Regions from separate parts of the Homo sapiens genome. Here all the other regions are linked to region 3. A link is an interaction called in ENCODE POLR2A ChIA-PET data of the cell type or tissue named here. Cell type or tissue: MCF 10A. All regions are shown on one strand. Each heading gives the region's core, and the rest is flanking DNA. Links, peaks and the distances in the headings are about the cores only. Region 1 holds the start of COQ10B (coenzyme Q10B). Region 2 overlaps RFTN2 (raftlin family member 2). Region 3 holds the start of MOB4 (MOB family member 4, phocein).

Evidence for each region. Peaks named below come from ENCODE experiments on the same cell type or tissue, not always from the same donor. Only the 100,000 strongest peaks of a DNase experiment are listed, where the experiment ranks them.
Region 1: POLR2A ChIA-PET joins it to region 3 with 37 read pairs; 32 of 35 experiments call an interaction of 5 or more read pairs at or near these places.
Region 2: POLR2A ChIA-PET joins it to region 3 with 32 read pairs; 11 of 35 experiments call an interaction of 5 or more read pairs at or near these places.

What each region holds. Positions count from the first base shown.
Region 1 is chr2:197,448,629-197,458,999 of GRCh38, forward strand. COQ10B (coenzyme Q10B) reads left to right here and starts at 4,924. Exons shown (of 5, transcript NM_025147.5): 1 at 4,924-5,036. The coding sequence starts at 4,933. RefSeq lists enhancers at 4,327-4,376, 4,457-4,526, 4,586-5,202, 4,647-5,126, 5,147-5,196 and 1 more. In MCF 10A, for the core only: no CTCF peak of the experiment used is centred there; DNase peaks (open chromatin) are centred at 4,743 and 5,303.
Region 2 is chr2:197,594,384-197,604,754 of GRCh38, forward strand. It overlaps RFTN2 (raftlin family member 2), which reads right to left. Exons shown (of 9, transcript NM_144629.3): 8 at 1,608-1,686. Among named protein-coding and RNA genes, the nearest start is that of RFTN2, 76 kb to the right of the region's middle. In MCF 10A, for the core only: a CTCF peak has its summit at 5,385; DNase peaks (open chromatin) are centred at 5,088 and 5,378.
Region 3 is chr2:197,511,557-197,521,927 of GRCh38, forward strand. All of the region lies in intron 2 of HSPE1-MOB4 (HSPE1-MOB4 readthrough), which reads left to right. It overlaps MOB4 (MOB family member 4, phocein), which reads left to right and starts at 4,510. Exons shown (of 8, transcript NM_015387.5): 1 at 4,510-4,590. The coding sequence starts at 4,531. RefSeq lists a silencer at 4,349-4,568. In MCF 10A, for the core only: no CTCF peak of the experiment used is centred there; a DNase peak (open chromatin) is centred at 4,435.

The DNA of each region.
Region 1 (10,371 bases), core at 1,337-9,336, 63 kb before region 3:
AGCCTAAAAAATGAAAAACTTTTATTTATTTATTTTTTTAGGGACAGTATCTCACTCTGTCGCCCAGGCTAGAGTGCAGTGGTGCTATCCTAGGTCACTGCAGACTCCAACTCCTGGATTCAAGTGATCCTCACATCTCGGTCTCCCAAAGTGCTGGGATTACAGGCATGAGCCAACTGCACCCAGCCTTAATAATTTTTTTTTTTTGAGACAGGGTCTCGCTGTGTCACCCAAGCTGGAGTGCACAATCCCGGCTCACTGCAACCTCTGCCTTCCGGGTTCAAGCATTCCTCCTGCCTCAGCCTCCTGAGTAGCTGGGATTACAGACACGAGCCACCACCCCCAACTAATTTTTGTATTTTTAGTAGAGATGGGGTCTTACCATGTTGGCCAGGCTGGTCTCGAACTCTTGACCTCATGATCCACCTGCCTTGGCCTCCCAAAGTGTGGGATTACAGGTGTGAGCCACCGTGCCCAGCCTCTCTACCATAGAGCTTAACTTTTAGCACATTCAAGAAGTATTCACAAAATAAAGTATATACAATTTAAAATTTAGTTGCTCAAAAAAGATGTCATCGCCGGGCGTGGTGGCTCATGCCTGTAATCTTAGCACTTTGGGAGGCCGAGGCAGGCAGATCACCTGAGGTCAGGAGTTTGAGACCAGCCTCAACATGGAGAAACCCCGTCTCTACTAAAAATATAAAATTAGCCAGTCATGGTTGTGCATGCCTGTAATCCCAGCTACTCGGGAGGCTGAGGCAGGAGAATTGCTTGAACTAGGGAGGCGGAGGTTGCGGTGAGCCGAGATTGCGCCATTGCACTCCAGCCTGGGCAACAAGAGTGAGACTCGGTCTCAAAAAAAAAAAAAGGCATCATATAGACAGTAGGGCAAAGTACCCACGTAAAAAGATTAGTTCTATGATTACAGTGAATTTGACATCAACCAGTAAATGTGTTTATAATCGTAACACAGTCCTTACTAACAATGTAATCAAGGCTTTTTTTTTTTTTTGAGACCGCGTTTTGCTCTTGTTACCCAGATTGGAGTGCAATGGCACGATCTCAGCTCACCGCAACCTCCACCTCCCGGGTTCAAGTGATTCTCCTGCCTCAGCCTCCCGAGTAGCTGGGATTACAGGCATGCGCCACCACACCTGGCTAATTTTTGTATTTTTAGTAGAGACAGGGTTTCTCCATGTTGGTCAGGCTGGTCTCAAACTCCTGACCTCTTGATCCACTCGCCTCTGCCTCCCAAAGTGTTGGGATTACAGGCATGAGCCACTGCACCCGGCCAAAAATTTCTTAAAATCATCTAGTATCCAGCTTTCAAATTTCTTAGTCTCATATACCTTTTTTTAATATTTAGTTTGTGCAAAAGAAAATCAAAATAAAGCCTTTTACATCTTTTAAATCTACAACTGTCTCCCCCTTCCCTTCCTTTTTTACTTGATATTTACTCACTGAAGAAACTGGGTGACTTGTCTTATAGAATTTCCTGCATTCTGGAGTTGGCAGATAGTGTCCCCTTGGTGTCATTTAACATGTTCTTTTCTTTTTGGTTTGAATCAAGGTCTCACTCTGTCACCCAGGCTGGAATGCAGTGGAATGATCACAGCTCATTGCAATCTCAAACTTCTGGGCTCAAGTGATCCTCTTGCTCAGCCTCCCCAGTAGCTGGGACTACAGGCGTGTACCACCATGCCCAGCTAATTTAAAACATTTTTTTTGTAGAGATGGGGTCTCGCCATGTTGCCAAGGCTGGTCTCAAACTCCTGGCCTCAAGCGACCCTCCTGCCTCAGCATTCCAAAGTGTTGCGATTTCAGGCATGAGCTACTGTCCCTGGCCTGAAAATGTGCTTTAAAGAAGACCTTACTGGAATACTGGAAATATTTAAGATTTAAAGAAGAGCAAGTGAGAGGTGACAACGTGCTGGCAGCCCTCGCTTGCTCTTGGCGCCGCCTCAGCGTCCGCTCTGGCCACACTCCAGGAGCCCTTCAGCCTGCCGCTGCGCTATAAGGGCCCCTCCCTGGGGCTGGCCGAGGCAGGAGCCGGCTCTCTCTGCTCGCCGGGAGGTGTGGAGGGAGAGGCACAGGTGGGAGCCAGGGCTGCGCGTGGTGCTCGTGGGCTGGCACGGGTTCTGGGTGGGCATGGGGTCGGCCGGCCCCGCACTCGGCGCGGCCGGCGCCTTCTGGGCTTGATCCAGGGACGAGCTCCCTCTGGGCTGCCAGAGTGCCTAGGCTAGGTGCTGCAGAGACCCCGGGAGTACCAGTGAGAGGTGAAGCCGGCTGGACTTCCGGGATGGGTGGGGACTTGGAGAACTTTTCTGTCTAGCTAAAGGTTTGTAAACGCACCAATCAGCACTTTGTGTCTAGCTAAAGGATTGTAAATGCACCAATTAGCACTCTGTGTCTAGCTCAAGGTTTGTAAACGCACCACTCAGAACCCTGTGAAAACGGACCAATCAGCTCTCTGTAAAATGGACCAATCAGCAGGCTGTGGGTGGGGTCCGCTAAGGGAATAAAAGCAGGCTGCCTGAGCTAGCAGCAGCAACTCTCTGGGTTCACCTTGCATGTTGTGGAAGGTTTGTTCTTTTGCTCTTTGCAATAAATCTTGCTGCTGCTCACTCATTGAGTCTGTGCCACCTTTAAGACCTGTAAGAGTCACCACGAAGGTCTGCAGCTTCACTCCTGAAGCCTGGGAGACCACAAACCCACCGGGAGGGATAAACAACTCCAGATGCGCTGCCTTTAAGAGCTGTAATGCTGCAAAGGTCTGCAGCTTCACTCCTGAAGTCAGTGAGACCACAAACCCACCAGAAGGAAGAAACTCCAGACACGTCTGAAAGTCAGAAGGAGTGAACTTGGGACACACCATCTTTAAAAACTGTAACACTCACAAGTGAGGGTCCGTGGCTTCATTCTTGAAGTCAGCAAGACCAAGAACCCACCAATTCCGGACATACAAGGATTGTGTATTTGAAAGTAGTTGATACAGAATTGTCCATGCAGCTACAGAACCACCTCAATCTACAAGTACATCATGTGTTGTACTGCAAAATGTTTGACAAACCTTGTAGCTGATGATTTCAATGTATCTAGTAAGGGGTGACTGCAATAAACCAAGCAAGAGGAGAAAATAATCATAGGCACAACAGCTGGAATATTGCTTTAAATGTAAATCAGATCAAGTAACTGTTCTGCACTCAAACTCTAATGGCTTTCCTTCACGCTTAGAATACAATAAAAAATTGGTAGCATACTATGGCTTCCGTGGCACTAAGCTCTGCCTACCTCGCTGACCTTATTTCCTACCACTTTCCTCCTCTCACTGTGCTCCAAACTCCTTGCTCTTCCTAAAGCATGCCAAGATTGTTCCTGCCTGGGGCCTCTGCACTTGCTGTTCCATACACCTGAAAGTCATTTTCTTTTTCTTTTTTCTTTTTTTTTTTTTTTTTTTTTTTTTGAGACGGAGTCTCGCTGTCGCCCAGGCTGGAGTGCAGTGGCGCAATCTCGGCTCACTGCAGGCTCCGCCCCCTGGGGTTCACGCCATTCTCCTGCCTCAGCCTCCTGAGTAGCTGGGACTACAGGCGCCCGCCACCTCGCCCGGCTAATTTTTTGTATTTTTAGTAGAGACGGGGTTTCACCGTGTTAGCCAGGATGGTCTCGATCTCCTGACCTCGTGATCCGCCCGCCTCGGCCTCCCAAAGTGCTGGGATTACAGGCGTGAGCCACCGCGCCCGGCCCATTTTCTCCCAAGTAATCAGAGTTCACTTCCTCACTTCATTTTAGGCCTTTGTTCAGTGTCATCCTCTTAGAGCCCCTCCTAACCACCCTATATAAAACAGCACCCTACCATATTCCTCCCTCTTCATCTCCTTACCCTGCTGTACTGTTTAGTCTATGGGACATATAACAAGCTGCCATTGCACTATATACTAATTGGTTTCTTTCCCCCACTAGGATATAAGCTCTGTGACAGTGAAGACTTTTGCTCACTTCTCCAGCATCTAGTAGGTGCCACACAAATATCTGACTACATTTAATCAACAATCTCATTTACACCCAAACTATATTAAATAGGTAGTATTGTCATCCTCACTTTACAGTTTGCAGGAAAACTATTGGTGCACAAACCTTAAGTAAAGACCTGAAAACAAACTGAGGGAACAAGAAGTCTGGACTTGATGACTGATCACCAAAACAAGTAAATCAAAGCGAAGTCGTCTGATTAGTATGGAATAAGGGAAACCCAAATCATACGAGAACACCAATTAAAATGTGGGACACGCAGGAAGAAGGCAGACGGAACTGCTGCTGGATAACTGAGTCTTTCCTAATGACAGGACCTTATGTTGCCCTCACAATTACCCCGTGAGATAGGCAAGGCAGGCATTGTATTAGACAATCATTAACAAGCAGGACGCTGACAGCCAGGCTTCGCAGCCAGGAGTGGTGGCCTGTCTGGCTCCGCACTCACGGGTTCGGACAGTTACAGAATTAACACTCAAGCCCTGGGGCTTCCCGCAGCCCCCGGGGGGGTGGGGCTCACTGACTAGCCTCCCGGAAGCGGACCCCAGGAGAACCAGGCAGTTGGTTAATCCAGGAACAGCTCCTGCGCGGGGCGTGGACTGAGCAGTCACTGAGTATTACGCAAATTGCGCGAGCGCACGGGAAAAGCGATTGGTCGGTCAGGAGAGAGAGGTGTGTCCTGGCGGGCCCGCAGCTCCGATTGGCCGACAGGCTGACGGGAACGTTTACGGTCAGCGTGTGTCAGCGACGTGCAACCCGGAAGGGAAGAAGGGGCGTGTCAGGCTGCGCAGGCGGCCAGTCCATTGGCTGGAAGAGACCGGAGCCGGGCTCCGGGCCCGACCAGAGGAGGGCGGTGCTGCAGGGCTGGTCCGGGAGGTGACGACCGGCTTCGGAGAGTCTATCATGGCAGCTCGGACTGGTCATACGGCCTTGAGAAGGGTAGTCTCGGGATGCCGTCCGAAGTCGGCGACAGCGGCCGGGGCGCAGGCGCCCGTGCGGAATGGCAGGTAATCAACAGCGGGGGCGCTGAGACGAGAGTAGTTTTCGATTTTGGCTGCCGAGTTGGGGGACCGGAAGGATTTGGGGGTGAGGCAGAGCCGGACTCGGTGCATTTCCGTGTCTTTAGAGGAGAAGGCTTTTTTTTGCGTTTGGCATCTGAGGGACTCAAGAGCGGCGCGCATCACCTTGGGCCCAAGGCTGTGTTCGTGGCTCGTTTGCCTCGTGAGAGGCGGTGAATCATCGGCGAAGCGACTTTGGAAGCAATTTGGCCATTGGTGCCTTTGGGCTCTTCCGGTCTCCTCCCCTATGGCTTGTTGCTACTGCTGTTGGAAAGTTTTAACTTTGCGCAGAAGGGTTGCCGGCTGCTGGCTGTATGGGAGTTTGTGTTTGGCGGTGAGCCCCCTTCTCCGGTTCCTTCTACCTGCCAGATGGTCAGATGCGTTTTCCCAATTTCTGAAAGAGTGCTTTGCCCTCGCCATTTAGTGTTTACAAAACTAAATACAGCCAGCATAAGGGACTTGGATTTTTTCACTCTGCTGTAACTTACAGGTCCTGTAACCTTGAAGCATAGTCAGCTTTCGATTTTCCTGGTTGGTTCATTTTTTGGTAGGTGGGGGTGGAGATGGAGGTCGGGACACGGATACCATACTTGTACGACTTAGTTTCCTTTTACTAATAACATTGTAATATTCTTGAAAATTAAAGTTAGTGTGTTTAAAATGAATTCAGGTGTACAAAATACGAGGTGGGGAGAGAAAACACAAATCTAGTTGAGCCCCAGGACATTTAGATTAAATGAAGATCCGACCCTACTGGAAACAAGGAAATAATTTTTTTAAAAAAAGATTCAATGAAGAATTTTTAAAAACACCAACAACCTTACCAAATCCAAATCCCTTTAGACAAATGTTGGATGAGACAAACAAAATCATAAAATTACTCCTGCTTTAGGAAATAACCTCAAAAAGTAGTTTCAAGCAGAATAACGCCATCATACTTGAGATCTGTTTGTATTACTCTTATAAAATGTTGTCTTGCAAATAACACTTACTTTTGAGAAAAATACAGTTGCTTTAATGATCAAATTGAGGCTTCAGTTCCAAGATAAATACTGTTTATGATAATGAGGGCGGCAGTTTGCGTTCATTTCCAATGTTAAGCATCAGATTCTGACCTTTATTATACTTAAGTATATGAGAGAGTGGTACTGGAAGACGAGTGACAAAAAAGCTGTTCTCCATGTGGTCCAGTTGTCCAGTATTCATTTCATGGTTTAACTGTATATATGAATGTGTGTATCTTCATATCGTAGTTTAAGACATAGTATTCCTGGCAGTGCATGAAAATAGATGTGCTGTCCAGGCCACTGTAACTATAGCATGCAGATTGATCAGAAAATGTCCTGTTAGTTTGCTTTAAACACTGGTGTTTTCCTTAGGCTTGTAATCAGATTGTGTAAGGGTATTTTTTTGGGTAGGCTGGGAGGCAATACATGAACCTGGTACAAAGGTTCATGTATTGCCTCCCAGTAAATACATGAACCTTTATATATAGTAAAAAGTCAACCAGATACCCAATTCACCTCTTTAGAAGCAAAGGTCTCATCTTTTTTCAAGTAAAGGTTTCAGCACTGTTCACAGTAGTTAAGATACAGAATCAACGTAGGTGTCCAACAACAGATGAATGGTACTGGGCGCAGTGGCTTATGCCTGTAATTCCAACACTTTGGGAGGCTGAGGCGGGAGGATTGCCTGAGCTCATGAAACCAGCGTGGACAACATGGCAAAACCTTGTCTCTACCAAAAAAAAGAAAAAAAAATGTGTGTGTGTGTATACACATACACATATACAGAAAAATTAGCTGGCTATGTGTTAGTGCAAGCTTGTGGTTCTAGCTGCTCAGGAGGCTGAGATGGGAGGATCACTTGAACCCAGGAGGTTGAGGCTGCAGTGAGCCTTGTTTGGGCCACTGCACTCATTCCTGGGCAACAGAACCAGACCCTGTCTCAAAAAATAAACAAGGCCGGACACAGTGACTCACACCTGTAATCCCAACACTTTGGGAGGCTGAGGCAGGAGGATCACTTGAAATCAGGAGTTTGAGACCAGCTTGGGCAACATAGCAAGACCTTGTTTCTACAAATAAGTAAAAAATTGGCAGGGCTTGGTGGCGCATGCCTGTGGTCCCAGCTCATTGGGACTTGGGGTGGGAGAATCACCTGAGCCCAGGCAGTGGAGGCTGCGGTGTGTCATGACTATACCACTGCACTCCAGCGTGGGTGATGGAGTGAGACCCTGACTCAAACACAACAACAACAATAAAACAGAAGAATGGATAAAGAAAATGTGGTGTATATATTAATACACGATGGGAATACTATTCAGCCATAAAAAAGAATGAAATTCTGTCATTTGCAGCAACGTGGATGGACTTGGAGGGCATTATGTTAAATGAAATAAGCCAGGAACAGAAAGTTACACATGACGAGTCCTCTCTCATATGTGGAAGCTAAAAAAAGTTGATCTTGGCCAGGCACGGTGGCTTATGCCTGTAATCCCAGCACTTTGGGAGGCCAAGGTGGGCGGATCACAAGGTCAAGAGATCAAGACCATCCTGGCCAACATGGTGAAACCCCCATCTCTACTAAAAATACAAAAATTACCTGGGTGTGGTGGCGGGCGCCTGTAGTGCCAGCTACTCGGGAGGCTGAGGCAGGAGAATCGCTTGAACTGGAAGGCAGAGGTTGCAGTGAGCCGAGATAGCACCGCTGCACTCCAGCCTGGCGGCAGAGCGAGACTCCATCTCAAAAAAAAAAAAGTTGATCTTGCTGGGCGCAGTGGCTCACGCTTGTAATCCCAGCACTTTGGGAGGCTGAGGTGGGCGGATCACAAGGTCAGGAGATCGAGACCATCCTGGCTAACACAGTGAAACCCCATCTCAACTAAAAATACAAAAAAATTAGCAGGGCGTGGTGGCGGGCACCTGTAGTCCCAGCTACTCGGGAGGCTGAGGCAGGAGAATGGCGTGAACCCGGGAGGCAGAGCTTGCAGTGAGCCTAGATCACACCACTGCACTCGAGCCTGGGTGATAGAGCAAGACTCCATCTCAAAAAAATAAATAAGTAAAAAATAAATTAAAAAAAAATTGATCTTAGAACAGAGGATACTAAAGATTGGGAAAGCTGGGAGAAAGGAAGGGATAGGGAGAGATTTGTTGAAGGATACAAAATTAATGCTAGATAGGAGGAATACATTTCTAATGGTCTGTACCCGCGATTTCCCAACCTTTTTGGCACCAGAGAACAGTTTTGTGGAAGACAGTTTCTCTACAAATGGGGGTGGTGGGGTGGGGGATGGCTTCAGGATGAAACTGTTGCACCTCAGATCATCAGGCATTAGTTAGATTCTCATAAGGAGCAAACAACCTAGATTCCTCGCATGTGCAGTTCACAATAGAGTTCTGGCTCCTATGAGAATCTGATGCCACCGCTGATCTGACAGGAGGCAGAACTCAGGCGGTAATACTCACCTCCTGCTGTGCAGCCTGGTTCCTAACAGGCCACGGACAGGTACCAGTCCATGGCCTGGGCGTTGGGGATCCGTCTTCTATACCACTGTAGGATGACTATAGTTAGCAATAATATATAGTTTCAAATAGGTAGAAAGAGTATATTGAATGTTCCTAGTGCAAATAAATGTTGAATGTTTGAGATGATGGATGTGTTAATTACCCTGATGTGATCACTATGCATTGTATGTATCGAAACATAGAATTATGCTCTTACCACTATTATAAAATCAACTACTACTTGTGATGTCCCAGAAAATTTAGAATTCACAAAGCCATCTTGCTTTTTTATATTTTCATTCATGAAGTGTTATTTATAGCTGAATATATAGGAATCTTAAAATCTTAAAAGGTCCTAATAAGTTTACCCATATACAGTTTATGTGTCTTTTCAATTACTTTTTTTTTTTTTTGAGACGGGGAGTCTTGCTCTGTTGCCCAGGCTGGAGTGCAATGGTGCCGTCTCGGCTCACTGCAACCTCCGCGTCCCAGGTTCAAGCATTTTCCCTGCCTCAGCCTCCCGAGTAGCTGGGATTACAGGCACGTGCCACCACACCCGGCTAATTTTTGTATTTTTAGTAAAGGCAGGGTTTCGCCATGTTGGCCAGGCTGGTCTTGAACTCCTGACCTCAGTTGATCCGCCTACCTCAGCCTCCCAAAGTGCTGAAATTACAGGCGTGAGCCACCGCACCCGGCCTCCATTACATTTTAACAGATAGTCATGTAGTATTTACCTTAAGCAAATTCACTGACCTCTGTTTCATTTTCTCTGTAATAAGTGTGTTCAATTTTTATAAACAGCTCTAAAGTTCTTCATTGTATTATAGAGCCCAAATTTGTCTCTCTCTAATTGGGGTTGTGTTTTACACTTTGGGGTCATATTTTCTTTTTCTTTTTTTTTTTTCTTCTTTTGAGACGGAGAATCACTGTCGCCCAGGCTGGAGTGCAGTGGTGCGATCCACTCCATTTACATATATATGTATGTACATATGTATATGTATTCATATATATAAATAAATGGAATGAGGTATTAAATGCTACTAATGCCTATGTGTATTAGTATATACATACACACGCACACACACAGTTATTATATATGTACACACTTCTTTTCTCTCTTTGCATGGCTAACTCCTTGTCCACTATGTCTCAGCTAAAATCTTTTAAGGGATTCCTAGGTCACCCTGTCTAAAGGAGGTCCTAATTACACCTCCCTCTTCCCTGCATCTCTTCTTCAGCACTTTTTTGAATCAATCTTCAACTAGAATATAATCTTCATAAGGCTTATGTTTGTTCTATTCACCATTATATCCTTAGTACTTAGCACAGTCTTAACTTAGAATAGGAGCTCAGTAAATATGTGGATAATTTAAATTGAATTATCCTGGCCAGCAATGACTAAATGACTAGTAGTGTCAAATAGTCAAATAGTTACGTAATAATCTTTTTTCTTTTCTCTTTTTTTTTTTTTTTTGAGACGGAGTCTCATTCTGTTACCCAGGCTAGAGTGTGGTTGCACAACTTCGGCTTACTGCAACCTCCGCCTCCCGGGTTCAAGTGATTCTCCTGCCTCAGCCTCCTGAGTAGCTGGGACTACAGGCGCCTGCCACCACACTCAGCTAATTTTTTGCATTTTTAGTAGAGATGGGGTTTCACCATGTTAGTCAGGCTGGTCTTGAATTCCTGACCTCGTGATCCACCCGCCTCGGCCTCCCAAAGTGCTGGGATTACAGGCATGAGCCACCTCACCCAGTCACTTATGTAATAATCTTATT
Region 2 (10,371 bases), core at 1,260-9,259, 83 kb after region 3:
GTGGCATGATCACAGCTCACTGCAGCACTGAACTCCTGGGCTCAAGTGATCCTCCCACTTCAACATCCCAAGTAGCTGGGACTACAGGCATGTGCCACCATGCCTGCCTAATTTATTTTTTAATTTTTTGTAGAGACAGGGTCTGCCAATGTTTCCCAGGCTGGTCTCAAACTCCTGGGTTCAAGCAGTTCTCCCACTTCAGCCTCCCAAAGTGTTGGGATTACAGGTGTGAGCCCCTGTGCATGGCCTAGACAGAATATTTTTTAATAAACTCATGAACTTGAGTCATCCTCATTGTTGTGGAGGGTTGCAGTGCTCACTTGTGGGCTTTAATGTGGTTTCTAATTCTGTGTACTTGGTCATTCTATTCTCCTGCCTCTCCGTCTTCCCAACAACCTCTCTACCTCTCTACCGATTTACCTACTGACCCAGCCAGCCTCTTTCCAAAATTAATGTGAGACAATTTAGCATGACTGTATTATACACACAGTCAATCTAGCTCTTTGATAGTTTAGATAACTTTAAAATGTACTAAACAATGTTTTCTTTTTTCAAATCTCTGCAGCTTTGCCCGAAAACATAAAACAACGTTTTCTTGATTTAGATACAGAAAAAGAATCACTTTAAATAGTTTTCTGGTCCATTTTCAAATTTCTTGTTTTGCAAGTTATGCTTTATTAATGCACAGATTGCCTCATTCAATCATTGTATTCCAGCTGTGCATCCAGTAAGATCAAGGTGACTTGAGGATCAGAATAGCCCTTCAGCAAAGTGCTGAAAAAATATAAACTTGAGTAGATAACATAAAAGAAAAGTGTTGCCAAAGGTCAATATAGCCAAGGTTGCATGGATGCATTGCAAGATCAGGCACATTCATTCACAAGATTTAGAACTGTAAGGGCAGAAAAAACTGTTCCTCTCTCCTCTTAGGTTCAGTAGCTGAGAACTACAAATTAAACTGACAAAAGACATATTAACAGGAGAAAAGGTTTATTTTCAATGCACACAGTCTTTTCACAGAAAAGTAGCAAAAACCCAAAGAGGCAGTTTGGTGTAGAAGACCTGGGAGTTTATATACCATTTTAACAAAGGGTGGTAAGTTGTGGACAGGTGACTAGATGAGGGAAAAGGAGTTTGGGCTTCTGGGGAAGTAAATTGTGAGAAGGCAAATACATGGGGTAAACGAATGGAAGATCAAGCTTATTTTAGTAAGGTTTGTTTTTGCAGACTCTTCAGTGTGAATTGTCTCTGGTGATTAGACACGTTTACAAATGGAAATTTATGTCGCCTTTATAAAGTGACATGTGTGCCCTTGTTTTTCAGCAGAAAGGTGGAGGACAGAGAGTTCCTCCTGTGTCTGCTGTTTCTTAATTGCCTTCAGCTCAAAGTAATCCTCTTGCCAAAGTGGCATATTTTGTGATGGCATATTATAATCCCCTTTGGAACTATTTCATGTTGCCTGATTGCTAGCACATTTCCCTTATAGGTTGGTTCAGAGGACTGTTTCCATATCATGTCCACGCTTTCTTATTTGGAATTACAATGAGAGTTTAAGGATTAAATGCTTCAATATAACATTCAGTTAATAAAGCATCAATTTTACTCACATCTGGTGTTTGAGCAGCTGAATTCCACATAACTGGCCTCTGAAGGAATACGATCTGCTTTGTAGCCAAATTCCCTTCACTGCAAATTAAAACAATAGTATTAGTATTTGTGAGTTAGTAATTCTCTATATTTCATAATTGGCTAGAACATTCCATATGTAGTTTTGTAAAATAATCTTCTGACCAAAAATAATTATAAAATATAAATCTTTTTTTTCTTCCAGTGATGGAAAGAATGTAAAATATAATTCTATAAAAACCACATCTGGAAAAACAGGAAAAACCCCTAAAAACTGAATATGGTCACTATAAAAGGAAATAATTTTAATGTTTAAAGACACTTGTAATCTCACCAAGCTAACATCAATATTTTCATTTCTTTGTTTCCCCTCTTAGTCTTTATCAGCTTGTGTAATTTGCATGTCTGTGATCACTGCACATTTATATTTTGTTTCTATGCCCTTCACTGAATGCTCTTTTCCTTGTTTGTACACTGTAATCCTATTTTTAATGGTTGCATAATAACTCAAAGAATTAAGATACCAAAATGTACTAAGCCTTTCTTTTATTATTGGAAAATAAGGTTGCTTCCAGTTTCTTGCCAGTTATAAATATATGATGCTATTATAAAAAATATGTATCATATTCCTCTTATGAATTATTTTCTTGAAATGAATACTTAGGAGTGGGATTATTAGGTCAAATCTTATGATTTAAGCTTCTTGGTATGCATTGTCAAACTTGCCTTATAAACAGAAGAGACTAATTTAGGCTGCCACATGTGAGAAAATTTACATCCATTTTCAATTGAGGGACTTCAACTATAGCTAGATTTATTTTCAGATGCTTCTTTGTAGTCAGCTACTCAGTATTCTCCTTATTTAACTATCATCATGGCAAATTACCCCTTGCCAAAGACTGCTTGGGGTTTGTATTCCTCTGAAATGCTTTTCACAGAGTCTCCATGGATTTATGGGGAGGAGTGTCTGTAGCTAATGTTGCTCAGTTACGACTTTTATTATGCAAAAAACCCCAACAAAACCTTACTATTAGCTGCATTTTATGCTGAGCCCTTTTTCTGGAAAATGAATGCAACACTGAAACTCTGGCTTTAGAGTTATATGTCAACTGCATACCATTTGAAAATCCCAGCCTTACTGATACCACTGAATTTTGAGAAATATCAAATCTTCCTCAAAGTGATAACAGGAGACTGCTTCTTTTTTATTTTTGAAAGGCTGTTTCTAGTCTAATCTCATTCCATTTTGACCTTATCTTTGATTGGAACAAAAAACTTTTATAAAATATGTAGTAACTTTGGGAACAAATCATCATGAGGCTTTGGTACACGGGCGGGATTAGCATGTGTACAGAAAAAGCTGGTCACATGTTTTGGGAGCATGAAGTGTGCTGGAAAAAGCCATGGCTTTGGAACCAGACAGTTCCTGGGTTCAAATCCAAACTCTGTCATAGTACCTAATAGCTGACGCCTTTAATCATTTAATCCGTAAATTGTGTTTTCTTTTTCTTTCTTTCTTTTTTTTTTGAGATGGAGTTTTGCTTTTGTTGCCCAGGCTGAAGTGCAGTGGCGTGATCTCGGCTCACCGCAACGTCACCTCCTGGGTTCAAGTGATTCTCCTCCCTCAGCCTTCCGAGTAGCTGGGATCACAGGCATGTACCACCACACTGGTCTAATTTTGTATTTTTAGCAAAGACGGGGTTTCTCCATGTTGGTCAGGCTGGTCTCAAACTCCCGACCTCAGGTGATCCGCCTGCCTTGGCCTCCCAAAGTGCTGGGATTACAGGTGTGAGCCACTGCGCCCAGCCTCTCTGATTTTTTTCTATCAGGGACCTCAATAAGTGATAAGTGAAGAATAAGAGTGCATGAAGAGCCTCCCATTGTGCTTGCCACAAGAAGGAACACAACAACTGTGATTTCCTTCCACTTTTCCATTCATTTAGTGAAATATAGGGTGCAGTTAAGGGAAGGGGAGAAAAGTTTCAGAATCAAGAATATCTTCCAGAGAGCAAATTCAAGGGACAGCAGGACATGGTGGTTCATGCCTGTAATCCTAGCACTTTGTGAAGCTGATGGAGGAGGATCCCTTGAGCCCAGGAGTTTGAGACTAGTCTGGGAAACATACTGAGACTCTTGTATCTACAAAATCATTAAAAGAAAATTATCCAAGTGTGGTGGTACATGCCTGTGGTCCCAGCTACTCGGGAGGCTGAGGTAGGAGGATCACTTGAGCCCAGAGGTTGAGGGTGCAGTGAGCTATTGATCACGCCACTGAACTCTACCATGGGTGACAGAAAGAGAACCTATCTTAAAAGAAAGAAAAGTAAAGAAAAAAGAAAAACAAATTCAAGGGACAGGGTACGTGGGAATGCAGAAGAGACCTTCTGGGTAATGTTCCAGGTGTGTGATCCAGGTGGAGAATTACATGAAAGAACCAGGTCTGGAACGATCCGAAGATGGGAAGCAGGGATCAGGGTAGAATTATTCTTCTTGAAGAGAAAGCAGGAACGCATTGGGGTAGGGATTGTTGGAGACCTTACAGGGAGTTCTTTCACACTAACTGTGGATGGGGCAATTCTGAATGCACTAAGATCTGATGTTTGACCTACGGCAGGCTTTACAAACTTTACCGTGCATTCCAAACATTGAGGTGCCTGTTGATTCCAGGGTCCACTCCAGTCTTTTGGAATCTCCATTTCACCAGGCTGCCCAGGTGGCCCTGATGCACAGTAAATTTGGGAACCATCACCAGAAGAGACAGACTTGGAAGTGTGGACTTCTCAGGCCTTGGGGATTACTTGGTGATACTTGCTACTATCAAAGGCATTCACTGTTTTCCTTGAATAATAAAACCCACCAACAGTTCCTGTTGGTATGGAGTGTGGAAACAAAAAGGGCTTATTTTCTGGAAGCATCCTTGATGTCTATTTTACCATATTCTTCTTCTTCTTTTTTTTTTTTTGACGGAGTCTCGCTCTGTCGCCCAGGCTGGAGTGCAGTGGCACGACCTCGGCTCACTGCAAGCTCCGCCTCCCGGGTTCACGCCATTTTCCTACCTCAGCCTCCCGAGTAGCTGGGACTACAGGCACCCACCACCATGCCCGGCTCATTTTTTGTATTTTTAGTAGAGACAGGGTTTCACCGTGGACTCGATCTCCTGACCTTGTGATCCGCCCACCTCGGCCTCCCAAAGTGCTGGGATTACAAGCGTGAGCCACCGCGCCCAGCCTTACCATATTCTTCTAATGTGACTTGTGTCCTTAAATGTTTTGGACAATTTTAGCTGGATAGGCTGCCTAGAGCCATGCTGAGGACACATATTTTTCACCATCTTTAGTTTACCAATTTATTCCTGACCTGACTTGTCTAAAATATAAACGAATTTGGAATGTGGGCGAGGAGTTACTTACTCCCTCTGCAGTGTGACACAATTTCTGGCAGCAACCCCAAATTATGAAAGAGTATCTCTACCAGCGGATCCCGAGGCAGTGTGAGAAGGAGAAAGAGGAAGGAGGTGGCTTATCAAAGGCTCGGTGGGTTGGAGGTGGAGGTAGGTGGGTTAGGGGTGTATGTCAAGGAAAAAAGTCCTCAGATGGTGTGAAGTACACTGCTCGATCCTGGGTTGAGAATCATTGCCTGTATGTTTGAAATAGGATTCTCTCTGCCAGCGTTCTACTTGATATTTAACACAGTATGCAGAGAGGTGAAACATGTGGCACAGGGGAGGGCGAACCCTCCACAGCTACTTCAGTGAGGCAAGAGCACTGTCAAACCTATCCCTCCTGTGGTGTGAAGGGGAATTGCCTCTGAAAGGGCAGAAGCTTTTTAAGCACGAGCTTGATTTTATTTTATATTTTATTTTTTTTGAGGCGGAGTCTCCACTCTGTTGCCCAGGCTGGAGTGCAGTGGTATGATCTGGGCTCACTGCAACCTCTGCCTTTCGGGTTCAAGGGATTCTCCTGCCTCATCGTCCCAAGTAGCTGGGATTACAGGCACACACCACCACATCTGGCTTTTTTTTGTATTTTTAGTAGAGATGGGGTTTCACCATGCTGGCCAGGCTGGTCTTGAACTCCTGATATCAGGTGATCCACCTGCCTCGGCCTCCCAAAGTGCCAGGATTACAGGCATGAGCCACCTCGCCTGGCCTAAGCACGAGCTTTAAAACTGTTCGGTTGAAACTGACGAGTAATGCCTTCCAGTGGCCCTATGGGGAGTGCTGTTTGGGGAGTCTAATGAGATAAAACAGCAAACATGGAGATGGTTTGTCAAAGGCTGACAACTTTAGACAGCATCCAGATGCTCAAATAAGACTTTGGAAGGTCAGCATCTGCCTACCTCTTGGGGACGTCCTCATAGTCAGATCCTTAATTTGAGATATGTCGGAAACTTCTATGTCCCTGGTTTTCTGAGGGCCATTTTGATTTAAAATAGGTCCTGCTACTTTCAGACCAGCTGTGAGACCATGTGGAACTTGTTTTGGTTTCGAGGCTCTAATCACGGTAGACCTAAGGGAAAGAGGTCTGAAGCCTTATAGAGGGACGCCTATTTGGTAAAGCAAGTAAGTCCCTTATGGTTCTCAGTGGTTCCTGAGATAATTCTATTTACAGAATTGGGATAGAATATTTTTCCCTTAGCAAACTGGTGGTCATTATGGCACCTGAGAGGATGTTTCAAATGCCCTGGATGGTTTCAGAGGACAGAGCCCACATCTCTTATTCCCTACAAAAAGGTTCATCCAAAAGGTGCTGTTAGTTAAGTAAGTGACTTAGTATCTTCCTGAGAGGGATTTAAGAATCTTCTGGTTCTGTTTTAGACTTTAATGGACAGTCATGCTTTGATGTATTAGAAAACAAAGGCAACTTTGGAAAATATGCTTGATTTAGAGATAGTAATTTAAATTCTGAAAAAGTTCTAGTACAAACTGTTTTGGTGACAAGTATAGAGAACAGTCTACAGAGAAGTGATGAGAACATTGACTAGTCCCTTCATCTCTGAGGGCAGCAGATGATCCCTGGTGCTGTGGTCAGCACGAGGGCACAGGCTGCATGAAGGACAGGTCAGCCAGGGCAGGCTGAGTTCTCTGCAGGCAGAAGTGGTTGAACATTGTCAATGAGATAGTAGATGTAAAGTTCCTACACCCTGGATATGGACCCTGGAGCATAGGAGATGCTCAGAAATGTTTCCTTTTCTCTTCCCTGCCTTCTTCTATGCATTTCATAAGAAAGCACAAAGAAGATTCTATGTGAATGTCATTTGAGGGAGAGGGATTTGCTGTGACAACAGCATGACTATCAAGAAGATTGGGTCTTCCCACTAACAGAAGATCTCTTGGACTAAACTAATAAAAACAACTTTGACTCCTGTAGTGCTCTCAGCGTTCCAAGTCCTTTCTGTGTACATTAACATGCTTGTTTCTTATGATAATCCTTTAAGGTGTGCAGAGCAGACATTTTCTCTATTTTATGGATAGGGAAATTGAGACTCAGCTTTTAAGACCTTTGTCTTGGGTCTCCTCTAGTTCCCACTCTTTCTACAATACTGCATTAGCTCTACAAGCAAATGTAGAGTGACTACATTTGCTTGTAGAGCTCACTGAAGCCCTGACTACAGGAAGATGTGGGTTAGTTTAATTCTATTCTGACTAGAAAACTTTATAATTAGTGGATAAGTCTAAGCTTATTTTACCAAATTCCAGATTTTTATTTAGCATCCTAAATTAAGCATTCCACCTTATAATGTTCAGAAGTTATAGTGGAGAATAATGAAGAAAATAAACACAAATGTTCATTTTTCTTGGGCCAATTAGACTACTTAAGCAAACCACACAGGTCCTGATGTTAGTGTGGCAAACGGAAGAAGAGACAGGAGCAAGTTCATGATCCGTGGTATTAAAGTGTGACATAAAAGATTAATCATTGAAAGCTTTGCCTTAAAATTCCCCCAAATGAATTCAGTTTTGTTCAACAGTGACTAGTACTAGTTGTAAAAACAAACAAGCAACAAAAATGAAACTAAAAAAAAGTTCTATTTATAGTTTGACACTATCTTTTTTTTATTATTATTATTATTTTGAGATGGAGTCTTGCTCTGTCACCCAGGCTGGAGTGCAGTGGCGTGATCTTGGCTCACCGCAACCCCCACCTTGTGGGTTCAAGTGATTCTCCTGCCTCAGCCTCCCAAGTAGCTGGGACTACAGGCGTGCGCCATTATGCCTGGCTAATTTTTTTTTTGTGTTTTTAGTAGAGACAGGGTTTCACTGTGTTGGCCAGGCTGGTCTCAAACTCCTTACCTCAGGTGATCTGTCTGCCTTGGCCTCCCAAAGTGCTGGGATTACTGGTGTGAGTCACTGCCCCCAGCTGATAATTAAATTAAAAAAATTTTTTTGTAGGAAGTTACAAGGACAACTTGAACTTCTTCTTGGTTCAATATGTGCCCATAATTTCAAGCATCTTTGAGAGCTATAGTACTTAGAATTTATGGATAGGTGGGAGAAAGTTGTTCTACATTCTTTAAGATATAAAAGCCAAGATCTTTTTTTTTTTGGTGAGATGGAGTCCTGCTCTGTTGCCAGGCTAGAGTGCAGTGACGTGATCTTGGCTCACTGCAACCTCTGTCTCCCAGGTTCAAGTGATCCTCCTGCCTTAGCCTCCTGAGTAGCTGGGACTACAGGTGTGCGCCACCACCATTTGACCCAGTCATCCCATTACTGGGTATATACCCAAAGGATTATAAATCATGCTGCTATAAAGACACATGCACACGTATGTTTATCGCGGCACTATTCACAATAGCAAAGACTTGGAACCAACCCAAATGTCCAAAAATGATAGACTGGATTAAGAAAATGTGGCACATATATGCCATGGAATACTATGCAACCATAAAAAATGATGAGTTCATGTTCTTTGTAGGGACATGGATGAAGCTGGAAACCATCATTCTCAGCAAACTATCACAAGGACAAAAAACCAAACATAGCATGTTCTCACTCATAGGTGGGAATTGAACAATAAGAACACATGGACATAGGAACGGGAACATCACACAGTGGGGACTGTTGTGGGGTGCAGGGAGTGGGGAGAGATAGCATTAGGAGATATACCTAATGCTAAATGATGAGTTAATGGGTGCAGCACACTAACATGGCACATGTATACATGCACGTTGTGCACATGTACCCTAAAACTTAAAGTATAATAATAAAAAAAGTCTCATATTTTAAAATAATTCACTCTTTCCTTTCTACACTAACTTCAATGAAGGGAGAGATTTCTTAAACAATATACTAAAAAGGGTAAAGATAGGTACATTTGTCGATTTTAAAATTAAAACCTTTTGTTAATTAAAGACATCATAGAGTAAAAAGACAAGCCACAGAATTAGTGAAGATAATTGCAGCATGCATAACAAATAAAGGACTCTTTATCTGTTATATTTAAGTAAGTTATAGGTAGAGATTTTTTAAATTTAAATTTAAATTTTGTATAGAGATGGGGGTCTTGCTATGTTGCCCAGGCTGGTCTTGAATTCCTGGGCCCAAGCTATCCTCCCAGCTTAGTCTCCCAAAGGGCTGAGATTACAGGTGTGAGCCACTGTGCCTGGCCTTATGAATAGAACTTTAGGCCGGGTGTGGTGGCTCACGCCTGTAATCCCAGCACTTTGGGAGGTGAGGCAGGCGGATCTCTGGAGGTCAGGAGTTCGAGACCAGCCTGGCTAACATGGTGAAACTCCGTCTCTACTAAAAAAACTACAAAGAAAAACAAAATTAGCCAGGCATGGTGGTGGGTGCCTGTAATCCCAGCTACTTGGGAGACTGAGGCAGAAGAATCGCTTGAACCCGGGAGGTGGAGGTTGCAGTGAGCCAAGATCATGCCCCTGCACTCCAGTCTGGGCTACAGAGTGAGACTCTGTCTCAAAAAAGCAAAAACAAAAAACAAAAAAACATAGAATTTTAAATGTGGGCAAAAAGACAGGTACTTTATGAAAGAAAAATCCAAGTGGCCAATAAACATATGTAAATGTGCTCAATCTCAGCAAGTAATTAGGAAACTACAAATGAAAGTCACACTGAGATCACACTACATACTCTCGATCAAAATGGCAAAATTTAAAAGTATGATAATATTTTGTGTTGAGACAATGGTGACTCTGACACTCTGCTAGTAGGAGTGTACATGGAAACAATCTATTTGAAAAGAATCTGGTATTTATCTAACAAAGCTAAAGAAGTGCCCTATGACCCAGCAATTCTGCTTCTAGAAACTCACACATGTGTGCACCAAGATCTCTGCTCATACTCAGAACAGCATTGTTTGTCATAGCCAACAACTGGAGACAGCAAACCACCAGCAGCTGAATGGACACATACATAGTAGAATGAATAAATAAACTGCTGCACACGGCATAGGTAAAACTTACAATGTTAAGTGAAAGCAGCAACACATAAAAGAATATATATGATATGATTCCATTCATATAAAGTTAAAAAACAGGCAAAACTAAACTGTATTGTTTAGGGATTCATACATAAGTGGTAAAACTATTAGGCAAGCAAGGATATGACTATCCTAAAAGTGGGGATAATGTTATCTCTGTGTGGAGGAAGTGAATGTGATGGGGAGACACATGAGGTGCTTCTAGGGTGTGGGTGATATTCTATTTTTTTGGCCAGCTGTGATGACACAGGTCTTTGTGCATAATTATGCACATTTGTGTTTTATGCACATTCTATTTATTTATTTA
Region 3 (10,371 bases), core at 992-8,991:
AGGGTGAAGCCCAGTGTCTCACACCTGTAATACCAGCATTTTGAGAGGCCAAGGCAGGAGGATCCTTTGAGGCCAGACGTTTGAGACCAGCCTGGGCAACAAAGTGAGACAATCTCTTAAAAAAAAAAAAAAAAAGCTGGGCGTGGTGGCTCACGCCTGTAATCCCAACACTTGGGAGGCCGAGGCGGGTGGATCACAAGGTCAGGAAATCGAGACCATCCTGGCCAACGTGGTGAAACCCCGTCTCTACTAAAATATAATGGTGCACGCCTGTAGTCCCAGCTACTCTGGAGGCTGAGGCAGGGGAATTGCTTGAACCCGGGAGGTGGAGGTTGCAGTGAGCTAAGATCACGCCACTGCACTCCAACCTGGCGATAGAGTGAGACTCTGTCTCAAGAAAAAAAAAAAACAAAAAAACAGACAGAGAATAATGTTCAAATAATACGTTGAAGATGTATGAAACCATACATAGGCACTGACTTGTTCAACTGTGAATATACATTCCCATGCTTCCCTGCTGCCTCAACTTTGCTCGGCTTGTAATGAAATCTCCTGTAGCTCTGCACATAAATGCTATCCACACTTTAAGACACATGACAACTACATACATCATTCACAGTGTGCCAACTTTGCTTTTAGACTGGCTTCCTTTAAGCCAGAATGGCTGCTGCAGGCCCATATTGGGTGATGTCCATTGGCAGAAAAAAGAGAGCATCTCTTTTGGTATCTTCTGAAGAGCAAGTAAATCTTTCTCCAAAGTGCTTCATTACATCGTTTCACATTTCTTTTCTTTGTTTTATTTTTTTTTGAGACAGGATCTCACTCTGTCACACAGGCTGGAGTGCAGTGGTGCAATCATGGCTCACTGCAGCCTTGAACTCCCAGCGTCAAGCAATCCTCCCATCTCAGCCTCCTGAGTAGCTGGGACTACAGGTGTGTGCCACCATGCCCAGCTAATTTTTGTATTTTTTTGTAGAGATGGGGGTGTATGTGGGGGGGGTTATACTATGTTTCCCAGGCAGGTCTTGAACTCCTGGGCTCAAGCAATCTTCTCACCTCAGGCTCCCAAAGTGCTGGAATTACAGGTGTGAACCACAGAGGCTGGCCCTTTCACACTTAGGCCAACAGGAATTTATCCCTCAGCTAGATATGGGTTTACCTTTCCCTGGTCATAGCATGAGAGAAGAACACTGAGCAAGATCAGAGGCTGTTTGCAAAGAGCATGTGAAAGGGGCTGCTTCAATACTTAAGGCGTTCAGCCTTGTACTGTAGTAATCTACATAAGATGCTTTCCCATTAATTTCAAGGCTCTTTGAGGAAAGCTTGTCTTATATATCTTCATGTTTTTCAGCACTTAGCCCAGTGCCTTGCACATAATATGCATTAACTCTTTTTTTTTTTTTTTTTTGGAGATGGAGTCTCACTCTGTTGCCCAGACTGGAGTGCAGTGGCTCAATCTCGGCTGACTGCAATCTCCGCTTCCCGGGTTCAAGTGATTCTCCTGCCTCAGTCTCCTGAGTAGCTGGGACTATAGGCGCACACCACTGTGCCCAGCTAATTTTTGTATTTTTTTTTTTTTTAGAAAAGACGGGGGTTTCACCATGTTGGGCACATTGGACTCAAACCCCTGACCTCGTGATCCGCCCACCTCGGCCTCCCAAAGTGCTGGGATTACAGGCTTGAGCCACCGCACATGGCCTGCATTAACTCTTTTATTTGGATTTAAAAATTCCCCAAAGTGAATTTTTATTGGATAATTTTTTTTAATGTGTCAATGATTTGAAGCTCATGGATAATTTGAAATTACTTATGATACTTTGGCTTTATAAAATATTTTCTTCTAAAGCTTCAAGGTTCCATATTTAATTTTATGCTTGCTTTCATACTTTATGGGGCAGAGGGAAAGAACTGCTATGCACAATCTTCATTACACATGAAGAAACATTTATTTGATAGCTTGTTCAATGTCTTAACAGTTAACAGGCAAGAGAATCTAGATTTTCCGAATCCCAGTCCAGAGCTATTCCTACTGGTGCATATTGCCTTTAAACAGATCACTCCACTCCTCCTTTACCTGAAATATTCAAGTATTTCATGTAACTGTTATTGTTGATCATGCTTTTTGTTTTTCTTTTCTCTCTCCTCCTACCCCGGACAAATTAACCCTAGTTATAAAATTTGTCTTGTTTGGAGGTACGTAATCTACAGGCTGACAGAGGAATGAAAATGTGAAGGTTATGAGCTAGAAACATTCTATCCCTAAAGAACAAGGTCCTTCCTATGAACAAGGCCAGGGTTGACATCAGAATGCAACTTTATTGGACTTTTCAAAAACAACGAATGTGCATTTTGTTCCCGAATTTAACACCTACTCATTCACGTTTTTTGTTGGTTTCAGATGGGTTGAAACAGTTTAACAAATCTGGAATTAAGAGAAAGTGAAGATGATTCCATTCAACTATAGGTGACTATTTACAGCTCAGGGAAATATCACACAATCTGGGAAATGTAAACGTAATCCTTGCAGTAAGTGAGGCGAGTTATCTATAGACCAAGAGGCCTCCCTGGGACTCTGCTATCTCATAGACCCAACCCATCTCTCTAAGGGAGGCAACATTTACGTGTCACTTGTCCTAGGCTCTCGTTGCATTTAATACAAGTTGAGCATCCATAATCTGAAAAGTCCAGAATCTGAAATGCTCCCAAATCTGAAACTTTGAACATCCACATGATGCCACAGGTGGAAAATTCCATACCTGACCTTCTGTGACCGGTTGCAGTCAAAACTTTGTTTCACGCACAAAATTATTTGAAGTTTTATAGGCGCCTGCCGCCACGCCTGGCTAATTTTTGTATTTTTAGTAGTGATGGGATTTCACCATGTTGGCCAGGCTGGTCTGGAACTCCTGACCTCAAGTGATCTGCCCCCCTCAGCCTCCCAAAGTGCTGGGATTACAGGTGTGAGCCACCGCTCCCGGCCTATTTAAAGTATTGTATAAAAGTAACTTCAGGCTATGTGTGTAAGGTGTATAGGAAACAAATGCATTTCACATTTAAACTTAGGTTCCATCCCCAAGAAATCTCATTATGTATATGCAAATATTCTAAAATCCAAAATAATCAGAAATCTGAAAGTGTTTTGGTCCCAAACTTTAAGATGAGGGGTACTTAACCTGTATAAGAATTTGTGATTTGCACGTCTCTGTTGCTGGAGTCAAGGCAATTTGTAGTGAAGGACTGAGCCTTATCATACTTGTACATTAGTGCCTACCATATAGTGGGGCTTAATGAGTATCTGTTGAACGAATAATCTTTTCATATGTAGACGCTGGTTCTGGGAGGGCAAAATTAAGTCCCTATTCTTGAAGAGTTACCAGTCAATACATCTTCCAGAGAGAACCAACTTCCTGTTGTTAAACCCTTCAATGCCTAGTTCTAAGTCACTGACAATTACTCAGCTAGAGACCCACTCAACCTCTCCTCTCCTCTCAAATTCCATTTCTGGAAGCTGTTACATGGCCCTTCCCTCAGCATTCTCAATACACCTTCTATCTAGGGACACTTGATGTTTTCTTCTTTTGGAAATCATGCTACTGTATGCGTTTTTTACTTTTTGAACTGTCTTCCCATCTGCTATCCCAAGGCCTCCCTCACCCCAGATAAAAGATTCAAGGTTTCTAAGCAGGAAAAAAAGTTTGCGAAAATGCTGTGGTTTCTTAAGAGAGAACACTTAAAATTTGCAACAAAGGAAATGTGGAATCCTGTAAGATGTAAAACCCTCACCACCTGTCAAGGACTACTAATTTCCTCCTCCTGCTTCTGACTTGAAAAACACGAGCTAAATCTGTCTGCCTAACGCACAAAACCAGATGTCCACTCTTCATCTCACATAATTGACATCTGCGTCTTTTATCTACGTAAACAAACTTGTCATTGAAAAAGTCCTTGGCTTTGAAGTCGCCGGATGGCGTAAATAACACTGACACTCAAATCCCCCGTCTGATTTCAGATTGGGTCGATTTCACGCAGGTTCTATAGAATTTGCCAAGACTGCTGGCCTGTTTTCTACCCTGATTCCTTAGGTGGCTTCTGGGACAGAATTACGGTTCTCTAAGTATTTGCTTGCAGGTGGGTTTACTGAAACGGTCGCCACTATACGAAGTTCGTTCTTCCCGTGTAACTAACGAGAGCCCATACCAACGTGCAACGCAGCCGTGCACACTGCCGCAGCGGTCGCTGCGATCACGACCTTTCAAACCGCCCCGCAGCCCTCGCAAAGAGGCTCGTGGCGCCCGCCTTCCGGTGCCTCAGTCCCTGCCAGTAGCCACCCGACGCCGTCCGGCTGTTCCTCGTTCGCCCTCTCCCTCCGCCTAGCCCGCTTCTACCCGGACGGCTCCCGGCGCAGGCTGCAGCTGTTCCGTCAGCTGCCGCTCCTCCTCCCAGACGCAGAGCGCCGCTCTGCCCCGCCCCCCGCGCAGGCTGCCGTCCCTACATCCGGGTACCGACTCCAGCCGCCTAGACGCTGGCACTATGGTCATGGCGGAGGGGACGGCAGTGCTGAGGCGGAACAGGCCGGGCACCAAGGCGCAGGTACCATGTCTGCACTTTTCTTGTCGGGCAACTAGGTGCCGAGCAGTGCTGCGCCCGGAAGCTGGCCGCCACTGCGGGGAGGTTGGGCCGAGGCGGCAGGCGGGCGGGCTGGGGCACTGGTGCCCGGCCTGCTCTTCCGGAGCTGCAGCCCCTCAATTTGGCTGAGGCGGTGGCGGCCGCCGTGAGGCCTGCGGAGCTCCGACCCAGGGGTAGGCGTGAGGGGCGGGTGGGGTCTGCTGGTGGTACCTGCCTGCCGAAGCCCTGGGCTGCGAGCCTGTCAGCAGCAACGGCTTCTTCTCGCCTTGCCCCTGAGCCCCAGCTGACTAGCATTGGAGGGGCGCGACCAGCCTGGTGGAGACCCCCGGGGTTTCCTGAAGGTCGGGGCCGCTGAGGTGGGAGGGGGTGTAAACACAGCCTACCTCGACCCGGCGTCCAGTTCCTACCTGGCCTGGGAAGTACCTACCCGTTTCCTGCCATCCAGCTTGTCTAGCCGGATCCGGGTGCCGATATTCTCCTCCTTGTTTCCCTTTGACCACCTCTCCCTGCCGCTTTCCCTGGAGCTGTTCTCTGGTCCAGCAAGTTTTCATCACTAAGTTGTGACTTGTTAGATGTCATTCCTTGCTAATATGCGTGAAGCATAGTCAGAGAATGAACTGATTATAATTTTGTCAGCTTTTTTGTAGGGCATTATGTGTGGTAAATTGGTGCTTGATTAGGCATTGTTTCTTAGGGTTTGGAAAAGATGGGATGCCTCACATTAAAAATAAATAAATAAAATTGGCATCCAGACTTGAACTGATTAATTGCTAGCCGAAATGGCTTGCTATAGACTAGATGCTCTGAAATCGGAAGAGATGTGTTTATAAAATGTTAAAAAGTGATGCAAATGAAAATTGAAACAAAACAATCGTGGAGCTATGATTGTATGTCTGAGAATAGATTTTAATTTCTTATACAGAATTATGGAAAGAACACCTTTCGAAGGGGGCATACAGGTATTGATTACCTCCCCAGATTCATGTTACAGATAAGGAAACTGAAGCCCAAGAGAATTAAGTGGATTTGCCCAAGGATACATAGTCTCCTGATTCTTAATTCACTGGTGACCTGTTCTCTTTAACAAGCTGCTTCTAGTGCTGAATTTCAGAGAAAATTTTAAAGTCTTATTTTGGAGTCACATTAAGCTGTCAGTTATTCCTACTGACAGTTTTGTTTTCATACTACTGGAAATTTATCCGTTACATATGCTTGCTTTTTACCGTTTCCACACTTTTCTTCCTCATGCTCTTTTCTCAGATACCTTTACATCTTATTCTGTGGAAACATTGTTTCTGATTACATTTTTATGTTCAGAAGTAGACTTTTCTGTTCATATTCTGAGAGTCATCTCATTTATTCATAAGTTCTTAATTTTGAAAGGTTAGAAAATAAAATATTTAATATCGTAACATACTTGCTATGTTGCTGTAAGTCACATAGAAGAAAACTTATTGTCTTTTTTTTTCACATTGTCATGGATCAAGGTTGTTAGATAAAATATAACAGAAAAAGGATAAAAAATGAAAAAGACTGCTTACGCCGTAGTTTGTCCTATCTTGTTTATCACATGAATTTCGTTTAGTGAAATGGATCTGTTCTAAAATGATATATTTAGAACCGTATCTCCTTCCCTATTGGGTCAAAAGAAAAAAAATTAAAAACTATAATAGAGGGCTGGGTGCGGTGGCTCACGCCTGTAATCCCAGCACTTTGGGAGGTGGAGGCAGGCGGATCATCTGAGTTCAGGAGTTCAAGACCAGCCTGGCCAACACGGTGAAACCCCGTCTCTACTAAAAATACAAAAAATTAGCTGGGCGTGGTGGCGGGCGCCTGTAATCCCAGCCACTCGGTAGGCTGAGGCAGGAGAATCGCTTGAACCCGGGAGGCGGAGGTTGCAGTGAGCCGGAATCGCGCCATTGCACTCCAGCCTGGGTAACAAGAGCAAAACTCGGTCTCAAACAAACAAACAAAAAACTATAGGAGAGTAGGTGGAGTATCTTCCTACATTAAAAAAAAAGTTGGTTAGACTGGAATATAGGCACATAGTTGGTTTTCTTTTTTCTTTTTCTTTCTTTCTTTCTTTTTTTTGTTTTTTTCTTGAGACAGAGTTTCTCTCTTGTTGCCCCCAAGCTGGAGTGCAATGGTGCGATCTCGGCTCACTGCAACCTCCACCTCCCGAGTTCAAGCGATTCTTCTGCCTCAGCCTCCCGAGTAGCTGGGATTACAGGCGCGTGCCACCACGCCCAGCTAATTTTTTGCAGAAACTGGGTTTCACCATGTTAACCAGGCTGGTCTCGAACTCCTGACCTCAGGTGATCTGCCCGCCTGGGCCTCCCAAAATGGTGGGATTACAGGCGTGAGCCATTGCACCTGGAGGTTTTTTTTTTTTGTGTGTGAGGCAGAGTCTCGTTCTGTCGCCCAGGCTAGAGTGCAGTGGCACGATCGCAGCTCACTGCAGTCGCTGCCTCCCAAGTTCAAGTGATTCTCCTGCCTCAGCCTCCTGAGTAGCTGGGATTGCAGGTGCCTGCCACCACGCCCGGCTAATTTTATTTTTATTTTTATTTTTATTTATTTTATTTTATTTTTTGAGACAAGAGTCTCACTCTGTCGCCCAGCCTGGAGTGCAGTGGCACGATCTTGGCTCACTGCAAGTTCCACGTCCCGGGTTCACGCTGTTCTTCTGCCTCGGCCTCCCGAGTAGCTGGGACTACAGGCGCTAACCACCACGTCTGACTAATTTTTTTTTGTATTTTTAGTAGAGATGGGGTTTCACTGTGTTAGCCAGGATGGTCTGGATCTCCTGATCTCGTGATCCGCCCGTCTCGGCCTCTGAAAGTGCTGGGATTACAGGCATGAGCCACTGCGCCCAGCCAATTTTTTTTGTATTTTTAGTAGAGATGGGGTTTCAGCGTGTTAGCCAGGTTGGTCTCGAACTCCTGACCTCAAGTGATCTTCCCGCCTCAGCCTCCCAAAGTGCTGGGATTACAGGCGCAAGCCACCACGCTGGGCTTCATAGTTGGTTTTCAATAAATGTTTGTTGGTTGAATTAGATGAGAATCTTTATTAAGCTGAATTTTTGGTGTCTCTCATAGGCATCTAAAATATGTCACAGTTATGAGAAGGCGAAACATTTCATTCTCAACATCTTTTCTATATATAGTCATCATTGGTGTCCTCTGGGGATTGGCTCCAGGATAACTCCGTACCCCCACCCCATACCAAAATCTGAGGATGCTTAAGTTTCTTAAGTAAAATGGCATAGTGTTTGCATATAACCTATGCACATTCTGTTATATAGTTTAAATCAACTCTAGATTACTTAATAATACCTAATGCAATGCGTGTTCTGTAAATAGTTGTTATACTGTATTTAGGGAATAATGACCAAAAAGAAAGCCGGTACATGTTTAGTACATACGCAACTATCTTAGACCTAACTAGGTACATAGTACATGTCAGCAACAATATAACATTTTCTGTATTTTTTTTCTCCCCTGAAATGAATATTTTCAATTCCTGGTTGATTGAATCTGCAGATTAAACCTGCAGATATGGAGGGCCAACTGTACATGTGTTTTCTAATATTTTAAAAACAACATTCTGTAAACTTCCTTAGTTTTTTTAAAAAGGAAAGAATAGACAGAGTATTGGTAGAAACTTTAGATCATATAGGAAAAATTTTAGAATTGCTCTTTAATAGATAATGTCTAAGAAAAGGAATCCTGGAACCATTTCTAGAAGATTGTTTTATTTCTTGATATTTTCCTTTAATAAAATTAGTTCATTTTCATCCAGATAGGCCAGCTATTTCAAAAAAGATGAAATGTTTAAGACACTTAAAAAGGTGTACTCATTACCTACTGTCCAAACGGGGACATTGCTACTATAGTTGAATCCTTATGGAAGACATTCTCTGTCTTCTACCCTATCATTCCTTTTCTTTTCTGTATACTTTTACTATATATGCATTATATCCATAAGTATGCCTTGCACTTAAACTTTTTTTTTTTTTTTTGAGACAGAATCTCGCTCTGTCTCCCAGGCTGGAGTGCAGTGCTGCACTCTCGGCTCACTGCAAACTCCGCTTCCTGGGTTTGCGCCCACCACCACGCCTGGCTAATTTTTTGTATTTTTTCATAGAGATGGGGTTTCACCGTGTTAGCCAGGATGGTCTCGATCTGCTGACCTCATGATCCGCCTGCCTCGGCCTCCCAAAGTGCTGAGCGTGAGCCACCGCGCCCGGCCTAAACTTTATTCATTTTATATACACTGTGTTTACTTCTAATTTGCTTTTTTTGCTCAAGGTTTTGAAGACTTAATCTTTGTTGATTGTTTTTACAGGTTTATATACAGGTTTATAGATTATTGGTTTACTCTTACCTCCTCCCCACCAAGTTTTACCTCAGAGACATTTGAGCTTCAAAGATGTGTCAGGCATTGTGCTACCCACTGAGGTTACATAGGTAAACTTTTCTGAAAAATCAGTCAAATGGAAAGGTTCTTAATCACTTAGGGGAATATCTGTTAACTGTATTATCTACAGAGAATTCCAGAACCAGGGCAAGATGCTCTATAAAAATATCCCCCTTAAGCTGGGCATGGTGGCTCATGCTTGTAATGCCAGCACTTTGGGAGGCTGAGGCTGGAGGATTGTTTGTGACCAGGAGTTTGAGACCAACCTGGCCAACAAAGTGAGACCTCGTCTCTTAAAAAAAAAAAAAAAAAAAAAAAAGAAGAAGAAATAAAAATATTCCCTTTAACAGAAAGCTGGTTTATTTGATGTTTCCTTCTCTTTTTAAAATTTTTGTGGGTATATAGTAGGTGTATATATTTGTAGGTTACATGAGATATTTTGATACAAGCATGCAGTGTATAATAATCACATCAGGGGGGTAAATGGGGTATCCATCACCATAAACATTTGTATCGGGGAACCTGCCCCGATAGTCACGTAGGTTCTTTTCTATTTTCCCTAAGCATCAGCCAGTTTGAGAAATGAAGGGACAGAGTACAAAAGAGAGAAATTTTAAAGTTGGGCGTCCGGGGGAGACATCACATGTCGGTGGGTACCGTGATGCCCCACAAGCTGCAAAACCGGCAAGTTTTTATTAGGGACTTTCAAAAGGGGAGGGAGTGTACAAATAGGGTGTGGGTCACAAAGATCACGTACTTCACAAGGTAATAGAATATCACAAGGGAAATGGAGGCAGGGCGAGATCACAGGACCACAGGACCAGAGCAAAATTAAAATTGCTAATGAAGTTTCGGGCACCATTGTCATTGATAACATCTTATCAGGAGACAGGGTTTTGAGAGCAACCGGTCTGACCAAAATTTATTAGGTGGGAATTTCCTCTTCCTAATAAGCCTGGGAGCACTATGGGAGACTGGGGTTTATTTCACCCCTACAGTTTCGACCATAGAAGACGGCCATACCCAAGGGGGCCGTCTATAGACCCACCCCCAGGCGTGTATTCTCTTTCCCAGGGATGTTCCTTGCTGAGAAAAAGAATTCAGCGATATTTCTCCCATTTGCTTTTGAAAGAAGAGAAATATGGCTCTGTTCCGCCCGGCTCACCAGTGGTCAGAGTTTAAGGTTATCTCTCTTATTCCCTGAACAATTGCTGTTATCCTGTTCTTTTTCCAAGGTGCCCAGATTTCATATTGTTCAAACACACATGCTCTACAGTTTGTGCAGTTAACACAATTATCACAGGGTCCTGAGGTGACATACCTCCTCCT